2 separate regions of the Homo sapiens genome follow, and region 1 is linked to region 2. The links are chromatin contacts, found by Hi-C in ENCODE. All regions are on one chromosome and are shown on one strand. The core of a region is the stretch at or near the end of the contact, and the rest is flanking DNA. Distances in the headings are between cores, read along the strand shown.

What was found. A loop is a pair of places that touch in the nucleus more often than their neighbours do.
Region 1: a map of Calu3 shows a loop between it and region 2 (6-fold over the local background). The contact joins the enhancer-like site here to the promoter of ARF5 in region 2. A Hi-C loop is called at or near these places in 1 of 168 maps with a recorded cell type or tissue (Calu3).

Annotation. Positions count from the first base shown.
Region 1 is chr7:128,163,226-128,168,167 of GRCh38, reverse strand. No RefSeq gene overlaps it. Among named protein-coding and RNA genes, the nearest start is that of MIR129-1, 42 kb to the left of the region's middle. RefSeq lists enhancers at 1-36, 37-873. Within about 2 kb of position 3,432, at least 4 of the 41 ENCODE cell types and tissues checked have a DNase peak (open chromatin) inside an H3K27ac peak, as active enhancers do.
Region 2 is chr7:127,587,032-127,591,653 of GRCh38, reverse strand. It overlaps ARF5 (ARF GTPase 5), which reads right to left and starts at 3,243. Exons shown (of 6, transcript NM_001662.4): 1 at 3,089-3,243; 2 at 2,491-2,571; 3 at 2,060-2,169; 4 at 1,517-1,588; 5 at 566-691; 6 at 1-441. The coding sequence starts at 3,155. The coding sequence ends at 355. It overlaps LOC105375490 (a long non-coding RNA gene), which reads left to right and starts at 1,808. Exons shown (of 5, transcript XR_007060511.1): 1 at 1,808-1,898. It overlaps LOC105375489 (a long non-coding RNA gene), which reads left to right. Exons shown (of 3, transcript XR_007060513.1): 3 at 1,703-1,785. RefSeq lists enhancers at 1,917-2,542, 2,543-3,169, 3,170-3,795, 3,796-4,422 and a silencer at 2,917-3,406.

The DNA of each region.
Region 1 (4,942 bases), core at 2,183-4,682, 580 kb before region 2:
GGAAGGTGCGGGAGAGGGGCAGGCAGCCCGCTCCTACGCCCAGAAAGAGCGGGGCGACACCGGCGGAGGGGTAGGTCTCAGACACCCATTCTTCTTTCCCCAGACTCCCAGTCATGGAGCCAGGACACGAGAGGAGTGTGGACGGGAGCGACTGTGCGTGTCTCCCTCCCAAACTGGGGACACCCCGAGGACCAGCGCGTACCTGTGCGTGGGAGGCCCCGCGTGGAGCCCCCTCAGCGAGTCCCGACCTGCTGGCTCCTCTGGCTGCCCCTGGATAAAGGTGGGGTGGGAGTGGGGGTTACCCGCCTGCCCTCCACAAGCCTCCCGGATGTCCGTGGGCTACGGAGAAACTCCTGCCCGGGCGGCGGGAAGTTGCCTGGGTTCGGGCGCTGGGAGGGGGCGCCCTCCCGTCCCCGGGCTTAGCCGGGGCTCCCGCGCCCCCGCGCCAGCCGCCCTCGCCACCTCGCCGGCGCCCTCCCGCCCGCAGACTGCGCCGAGCCCGAAAGCCGGGAGCCCGCCCGCCCTCCCGGAGAGTCTGCTGCTGACCTGCATTGACGTCATTGCGTCATTAGGTTTCCCCTGGAAACACTGGCTCGCCCGAAATAGTAACACATTAATTCAGGCCGGGGGAGCAGGGAGATACTGTTTGTAACCCTGCAGCTAACTCGGCTCGCGCGAGCGAGCGCGGAGCCCCCACCCCTCGCCAGGGCAGCGCCGGCCGCGCTCGCCTACTATTTTGAGAACAAAGAAAGGCAAAATATAGAACCCGGCAGAGAGGGTGCGGGGGACGCCAAGACCCTCTTGCCTCGCTCGCACGCACACCCACAGACACACGCGCGCGTGCACACCACGCCTAGGTCTGTCTACCCTCGGGCGGACTCTCGGGAACCTGCTGGGGGAGGGGGTGCCCAGATCCCCCGCGCTCAAGGACAGGTCCGAGTCGGGGTTTCCTACCCAGCTGAGGGGGACAGACAAGGTCCCTCCTCCCACCCTCTACCTAGCACGGAGGCGGACACGGCCCCTCCCCACCCACACCTGCGGGCCCGACTGGGAGGAGCTGCTCTCCCAGACGGACGGCGGAGAGCCCCTGCCCTTTCTCCCTCGGCCGCTCGGGCTCCCGAAAGTGGGGGAAGCCCTGCAGGGGTCCAGCCGGCCGCCCGCCGTCCCCCACAAGCTCCTCGGCTGGGGTGGGCCAAGCCCGCCTGCCGCGCCCCCGCACCTCCTCCAGGGAGGAGGACTGGGGGACCAGTTGCTCTCGCCGGCTCCACAATCGTTTGGGCCGGGTAGCGACCGACTTTTGTGAGCGTCCTCTCTCTGCGGCTCTCCGCCGGCCAGGCGGGCAGAGTTCCTTTACTAGCTGTCCCTTCTTCCCAGCCTGGGCCCTTGACCCAGTCTCTCTCCGAGGGTGAGGAGAATGCGCCTCCAGATCGAAATGGCAAACGCGGAGCCTCGGAATGTCGGCGGAGGCGGGGAGGCGGCGCGCGGAGCCGCGGAACTCCGAGGGCGGTCGAGGGCGCGCCGGCTGGGCAGAGCGGGTTCCGCGGGCTCCCTCACACACCTGAGTAGATGCGGGAAGCAGGGAAGAGCATTTGAGAGGGCATTAGCCTTCCCCTTCCTCCCAAAGGCCGCTCCCGGGCATTGGCGTTCCCCTTCCTCCCAGAGGAACCGGGTGAAGGGCGCAGAGAGGTCCCTGTTGGTTCATTTCACCCTGGGCTTGTCTCGCCCAGGGTGAGATTTTTTCTGGCGGGGGGTGGCGGGGGGTTAGAGGGTGTAAGAGTGTGCCTGAGATTTAGGGAAACGTCCCCCAAGGTCTCTGTGCATGCACAGAGCCTACTGATGTCTTGCACAGCACGCCGTTCCCCCAGCCCCCTGACCCCAGGTATTCTCCTATTGGCCTTTGTTCCTTGCTGACCACAGAGATGATGAGCAGGCAACCACGCACTGACCTTCGTGGACAAACAAACCCAGCTGCCCGCCTCAGGTAGGAGCCCACCAAAGAACAAGTTCTGCAGAGGACATGCCTGGCCTGGCCCCCTGGGAGCTGCCTGGCCCTCCCTCTGCATGTGCCCCGCTGGTCTCGCCCTGAGCTGCAGGGGCCTCGACTGTAAAACCGGGTCATGGAGCCCACCCCACAGGCGGTTGTGAAGATGACAAGCAATAGTACCTAGAATGTGCTGAAGAAATGAGATGCCCTCTTCCTGCCCCTGCCCCTGCCGTTGTGCACGGTTCACTCAGCAATGAGTGAACCAACACTTGCCACCATATGCATATTCCCTGGAGACATATTTGGGGAAACCTGATCAAGGGACACTCGGAGAATAGTGACATTGAGAGGCTGGCCCCCAAAAAGATGGCATCTGTGGTCTTTCCCTCCATATCATCAGCCTCTGCTCCAGACTTCCGAAAGCAGCTCTCCAATGCCTTCAGATTCAGGTTCAATCAAGTGGAGATGGGGAGGGTCAGGTTATGGCTCCACCTCCCTCTCTCTGTGCTTGTTTCCCAGCAAGACATGCACCAAGGCTGCTTTGCTGGGCTCCACCGCTGCTGCCCTTCCCTCACCTGCAGCTCCTGTCCCACTGAGCTGCAGCCAAAATCTGCCTGTTTGGCCCTCTCTCATGGCAGGGACCACATGGCACTCACCTCTGTTCCCCCAGCTGCTTCTGGCACAGTCCTGGGCACAACTGACATTAATGTTGTGTCAGCAAAGATTGAAAGTCCCTTTTTTGGGAACCTACTGCCTCAGTCCATTGCTCCCATCTACCTCTCCATGTCGAAGTCCATGCAGCCGCCAAAACCCAGGTCTAATGCTGATTCCTCCGTGCAGGCCTCTCTGATCCCCAGAGCTATGAGCTCACCTACCGTTAGTCCCTGGATCATGGGGAATGGCTCTCAAGGCTTTGATCACATTGCAGTGTCAATGTGGGATGATTAGTTCTCTAAGCTGCACATCTCCCTGCTGGGTTGTAACTTCTCAGAGCTGGAAGCTGGTCTCACCCATCTCCATGTGCTCCATGTGGCCCAGCTGTGCCACTCAGGCACACAGTAGGTGCCTAGGAAGCTCTGCAATCTGCTTACTGTCTCTCAGCCGAGGGCCTGTCCTGAGATGCAGAGTGGTGCTGATGTTGATATCTCTGAAGACCTGGGCTAGGAGAGGCCTGGCTATTTCAGCAGGAGATCCTGGAGTCCACCCAGGTCCAAGGAGAGAGGCCCTGGATCTGCGCAATGAGCTGTTTGGCAGGAAAGCCAGTGCCTTACAATCACAAGACAGACAGACCCCAGTCTCATCTGGGCCCACAGAAACTTCTGTTATTCAGTGAATAACAATAAACTGGAGACTCAGTGACCAAGGGGTCTGACTCAGCCAGCAAGGATGTGGCAGCTGCCTGCCCAGCACACACATGCAGGCTTGTGACTGGTTCTCTGTGGCCCAGCCCTATCTTGGACACACTGTTGCCCCAGGTTGTTCAGCCTTGCATCCCAGGCCTGTCAGCACATTGATGGCAGCCTGTGAGTCCCAGGGGCCTGCCGGGTCTCCTCATGTAACACTCCCTATCCTCCAAGGTGGGAGTGGAGGAGTTCTCTGTGTGGGAGGGACAGCTGCACCCCACTTTGCCTCTGAGATGCTCTTCCCCAGTAGTGTCTGTGCTGCCACTGAGGGGGCCTTTGGTAACAGGCTGCTTCAGGTAACCAGGCTCATTGTGAGGAGGCACAAGGGTAGGAGGGAATTAGGAGTCCAGGTATGTTCAGACTTAGCTATCGTTGGAATGCAGCGGGGTGGGGCCAGGGGAAGGGGGCTGGGAACCTGGAATGCTGTTTGGCACTGGGGCTCTATTGACTCCCTGGGCTATCTTGTAGCTCTGAGGCAGCAGGAGCTGCAAGATGCCAGGTTGGAGTGCTGCGCTGAAGGTTGCTCATGACTCATTTGTCCCTGCCTCCTTCTGGCTTTCTCACCACATCTCCAGTTCAAATTACTATGAAGGAGAGAATCAGAATGACTCAGGTCGGCACCAGGTTAATGAGAGCCTCTGATTCAGGCCACTTCTAGGCTCCTGGGGTGTCCAGAGATCACAGCCCTTGGGTTAGACATTCCCCACAGGCCCAGTCACCTGGGCTGGAGTACAATTGAGGGGTGAGGGTTGTTGCCTGAACTGAAGTTGTCGTGGCTCCCCCATGGCAGCACTGCAGGAATGGCCACATTTGTGGAAAGACTTCTTTGATGTGTTGAGCACCTTGGCTGTCTTGTCCAATCCAATCATGCTCTGGAATAGGTCTTAACCTCTCCTTCTATCAGCAGTCTGCTGAGATCAGGATGTTGTTGATCACATGGGCCATAGGTTTCATTGCTGAGCTGAGCTCTTCACACCAGGCCTCCCATGGGGCTTGGAGGCAGCTGATCTCACTATATGACGCTGATGGCAATGGGGCCAGAAGGGCCAATGACCTAGTGAGGATCCACAAGGCTGTCTCCCCAGAGGCCACTCTATGTCCTACATCAGCCCCCACATAGTTTGCAAGAATAGGCTCAGCCAGGGAAGACCCGGGACCTCCTGTTGAACATGGGCCAGGAGGAGAGCCCCCCAGTCCCCAACCAGAGGCCCTGTTCTGAGCCCCACAATGGCAAAGTGACTAACTTTGGCAACAGAGTCAAGAAGAAAGAGCCTGGTCAGGAATTAAGAGAGCTGGCTTCTGATTCCAGGACTGCCATTAGGTCCTGGTATAACTCAAGATAAGTGATGCTCCTTCCCTGCAATTCCTTTCACCACCTCCTTCATACACTGGAGGAAAGGGATCATCAAGCAGAGTTATCAGCACAGACGTGGAGACCTGGCAATGACCTCGACTGCAGTGGAAATTGGCCCAGCCAAGGAATCAATGGCCCTCAAATCCAGGGGCTACAGGTGGGCAGATGGCCGAGTGAGATACCCTCTTGGGATTTGGCTTC
Region 2 (4,622 bases), core at 1,994-4,493:
GCACCACCCGAAGCCCTCACCTTCCCCCTCCCAACCTGGCCCCTAGAGTACACCCAAAACAGAAAAAAAAAAGGAAACCCAGATCCCTGCTCCTCCTCTGGAAGAGGGGGCCTTGGCCAGGAAGCCCCTTCCATAGGTCCCAGCAGGCAGGAGAGTGGACCCCTCTGTGCCCAGAGAGCAAGGCTCCAGGCTCCAACAACAGAGAGAACATGCAGGCAGGAGCAGGAGCAGAGGCCTGTGGCTATGGGGGAGGAAAAGTGGGAGGAAAGGGCACTGCCTGAGGAGTCCGGGAGTCTGGTCATCCCGGGGATGCACGCAGGAGCTTCCGGGCATCAGGGGCCTGCCCCTGGCTGGTTAGCGCTTTGACAGCTCGTGGGACAGCCAGTCCAGACCATCGTACAGACCTGTGCCTTGGGTGGCACAGGTGGCCTGGACATACCACTGTGGGGAAAAGGAAAGAAAGAGGTCAGCAACCAGGAACAAAAGGAATGCCTTTATATCTCTGTCCCAGCCTGCAGCTTCCCTCAAGAGGCAGGATTCAGCACCAGGTGGGCAGGACCCCTACCGTGCGGCTGCGTAAGTGCTGTAGCCCCAGCTTGTCAGTCAGCTCGCTCACGGGCATGGCGTTGGGCATGTCCTGCTTGTTGGCAAATACCAGCAGCACTGCATCCCGCAGCTCGTCCTCCTGCAGCTGAGAGAGGAGAAGAGAAGGTGGGACCCAGGCTGCGTCTCCTCTACTGTGTTGGGGAATTCCCTTTCTACCTCCTAGCATCTTGATTGGAAAAAAAAAGTATTGTGCAGTCTGCCGTTGAAGACAAGACATAGTTGTAAATGAGCTTGAGGTGACCTGAGCCCATAAGTCCAGAAAAGAAAGACCTTTTCCTAATTTGAGTACTTGCCTAGGCAAAATGACAACATTTCCAAATGGAAAAGGCAGGAATGTAAAATGTTTCTCTTTGCCACATATAAGTCCCATCTCTCCCACAACTTCTCAGACTCAGATGTAAAGACATGAGAATGCGGCCGGGCGCAGTGGCTCACTCCTGTAATCCCAGCACTTTGGGAGACCAAGACGGGTGGATCACCTGAGGTTGGGGGTTCAAGACCAGCCTGGCCAACATGGTGAAACCCCGTCTCTACTAAAAATACAAAAATTAACTGGGCATGGCAGCGGGCGCCTGTAATCCCAGCTACTTGGGAGGCTGAGGCAGGAGAATTGCTTGAACCCGGGAGACGGAGGTTGCAGTGAGCCGAGATTGCACCATTGCACTCCAGCCTGGGCAACAACAGCAAAACTCCCATTTCAAAAAAAAAAAAAGACAAGACAATGCACAGAAAAAGTGAAAAAGTCACTCCCATCCAAAACAGGGTGAGATACACAATGTGTCTGTCCACAAAGAAAAACTTATATTCCTGGTCTTCAATGCCTGTTGGGGGCTCCCTGACTTCTATACCACTACAGAGATCACTCTGTCCCCAAGCTGAGGGCTCAGTTCCCAGGGCTCTGGGTACTCACCATCTTCTGGAGTTCATCAGCAGATTCTTGGACCCGCTCCCGGTCATTACTGTCCACCACAAAGATGAGGCCCTGGGCAGGAAGGAAGGAAGAAAGGAGAAGCAATCACTTCTGCCTGGGACATACCGTAGTGTGGCCCTTTCTGTTTTCTTCCCATTTGTAATTGTGTCAATCCTTCTCATCTAGTAAACTCTACAGAAGTTTACAGAACTCTATAGAAGCTCTACAGGAGTCATGGCACAAACTAGAGACCCCACTGCAAAGAGGAAGTAGTTTATCCAAAGATGTGCAAGGAAATAAAGACATGTTATGAGGGCTAAATCAGGCAGCCTGGTCCCAGAATCCTGCTTCTAAAGAGAAGTCCAAGCTGGGGAAGACTAAGGTGAGTTCTGAAGAGTGAGTAGGGGATAGCCAAACAGAAGGGGTAGAAGTGGGGAAGGGTTTTTTCCTTGGCCTGGGGGCCCAGCCTAGGCCAACAATTCTGTTCTCCCAGCCCTAACACCTTTTCCCGTGGGGTTAGAAAGTCCCCTCCCAACACTCCACCTGAGTGTTCTGGAAGTAGTGCCGCCACAGAGGCCGAATCTTGTCCTGGCCTCCCACGTCCCAGACTGTGAAACAGATGTTCTTATATTCCACTGTTTCTACATTGAAGCCTGCAGATAATTGGAAAAAAAAGATGAGAAAACTCCTGAAAGAAAGGAACTCACTAAAACTACTTAGATTTCAGCAGGGACACAAAACCAGAAGGCAATGATCAAGGCCCAGGGGAACAGAACCCCAGAACTGGCGGTCAACAGGGCGGGGCTAGGTCACATCCACCCTGCCTCCGGTATCCACGTAGAGATACCCTGACCCACTTCTCAAATAGCTGTATCTGGTGTCAGGGTCAGCTCCAGAAAAGTGGCAGAACTGGGAGCAGACCCCGCGAGGGCCCGCCGCGGCGCTCCCGCTCCCTGCTTCGTCCCCGGGCTCACCTATGGTTGGGATGGTGGTGACAATCTCCCCCAACTTCAGTTTGTACAGGATTGTGGTCTTGCCAGCCGCATCCAAGCCAACTGCAACGGAAAGGGGCACAGGGATGGAGATGGGAGCGAGGGAGCCCCCTAGAGACCAGGGAAAGGGAGAGGCCACAACAGCTGATGGTGACTGGGGCGGAGAGCGGGAGCGCCTCCAGGTGCGCGTCGTTATCTACCTTTGAGGCCTGGAGGGCAGTCGGGTGGCGTGAGCCAACTCCAAAGAGGGCGCGGAGCGGGAGAGGACTGGGAGGCAAGGGGCACGGGAGGTAGGCCGCGCTCGTTTTAAAAGTCGTCTCCAAGGGCGGAATCCTCCCTTCTTACCAGCCGGGCTGGGGCGGAGGGAGCTTCACCCCACCCAGGCCCGCAGCTCCGGGTGTCAGGCCCCGGGGTCGGCGATGCAGACCGGGACCCGCCCGAGAGCAGAGGCCCCGGGGCGTTATGAGGTGGGTGACTCGGGGCCAGAGACCCAGGTGAGCGGGGCTGGAGGGACGCGGGGGCGGAAGGGCTGCGCCGGGGCCGGCGCCCCGGTCCGGGCCGCGCGCTCGATCTGCCTCACCCATGAGAATCCGCATCTGCTTCTTCCCGAAGATCCGCGAAAAGAGCGCGGACACGGTGAGGCCCATGGCGGGGCCCGGGGAGGGGCGCGGGCACCGACGCGGGGTGCGGGCTGGAACTGGCCGGCCGCGGGGGGATGGGGCGCAGCAGCAGCAGGAGGAGGCTCCGCCGCCGCCTCCGCGCGTCGCTGCCCTCCCGACGTCACCGCGGGCCCGCCCCCGTCCGGGCCCCGCCCCCGGCTCTCGGCCCCGCCTCCCCCGGCTCTGGCTCCTAGGGGAGCTGAAGCTCCGCGAGTTGCCGCTGCTGGCCTGGGTCCCGTGCGGCCCTTACTTGGGAACGGGTCTAGGTCTCTAACGCGCCTGCCAGGCCTGTGGCCGCCGAACCGGCAGCCCGAGCGCGGCTGAGGAAAGGATTCATCGCTCCGCAGCGGCCCCTGCCCCCATTTTCAGTGGCCGGCCGCTGGGCTTTGGTTTGTTGCGTCCAGGCCCCTAGGGGCTCCGGTTTTAGCCCTTGGGAACCAGTAGCACTGAACGTGTGCACCACTCTCCTTTGGGGAGTGGAAGCTGCGATTAGGGGTCTTGGTCCTCCCTTTACTGCCTCATCTTCCACCGAGGGACTTGCGCGTAGTAGGTGGTCGTGTGAAGAGTGCGCGGGAGGTAGGGGAAGGTGCCCGAGTGCTAGCTAGCTTCCATGGTTCCTCAAAACGCCTACTTCCTAATTCCCAATCCGCAGAACCAGTGTAAGATTCCCGGCCTTGGGCGGCGGGGTCACAGACCCACTCCTGGGCTGTTGGAGAAGTCCACCTTCGTTTGGATCGCCCTGCGGGCCCCGCCTCTCAGTCCAGGCGCTGGCCGCTTTGCCGAAGTTCCTCACTTTGCCACAGACTTGTGGACCTGGCTTATTCTTGCACATCCATTCAGGATTTTGTGAAGATCTTGACTCCGTAGACCCAAAGAGCTTCACATGTCATTTCCCTGCCTCATTTTAACATCTGAGAGGAGAATAGCAAAATAGGAATGAAATTCTTCTGCGGTGGAGACTGGCTCATTGCCAGGCATTATTAGGCCTAACAAATGCTTGTTCAGTTGAACTGGACTGATAGATTCTCAATGGAGCGAGGGTAGGTGTTATGTCTACTCTGGATTCCCAGTGGGCTTCTAGGATCAATTGTTTATGGACTCGAGGTAAACTGAGCTGGGAATAAAAAAACCTTCACTCATTCATTTGCTTTTTCAGCAGATATTTACTGAGCACCCACCACTTGCCAGCACGTGATTTCAGGCTTTAGTTCAAATCTTAATTCTGCCATTTCTTGAGGATTTGGCTTCAGCACTCCTCATAACTCTTCCGTTATTTCATCATCTATAAAATGAGACTTGTTCTAACTTAAGGGGTTATGGTGAATCTTAAAATGATTTGATAATGTGACTGAATGTTATGTATAATACAGCTTGATGTTATTTGGGCCACTGAGAAACGGGGTCTGAACAGACCTCCAGGGCCTGCCCCATCCTGATCTGCAAAGTCTGTAACAA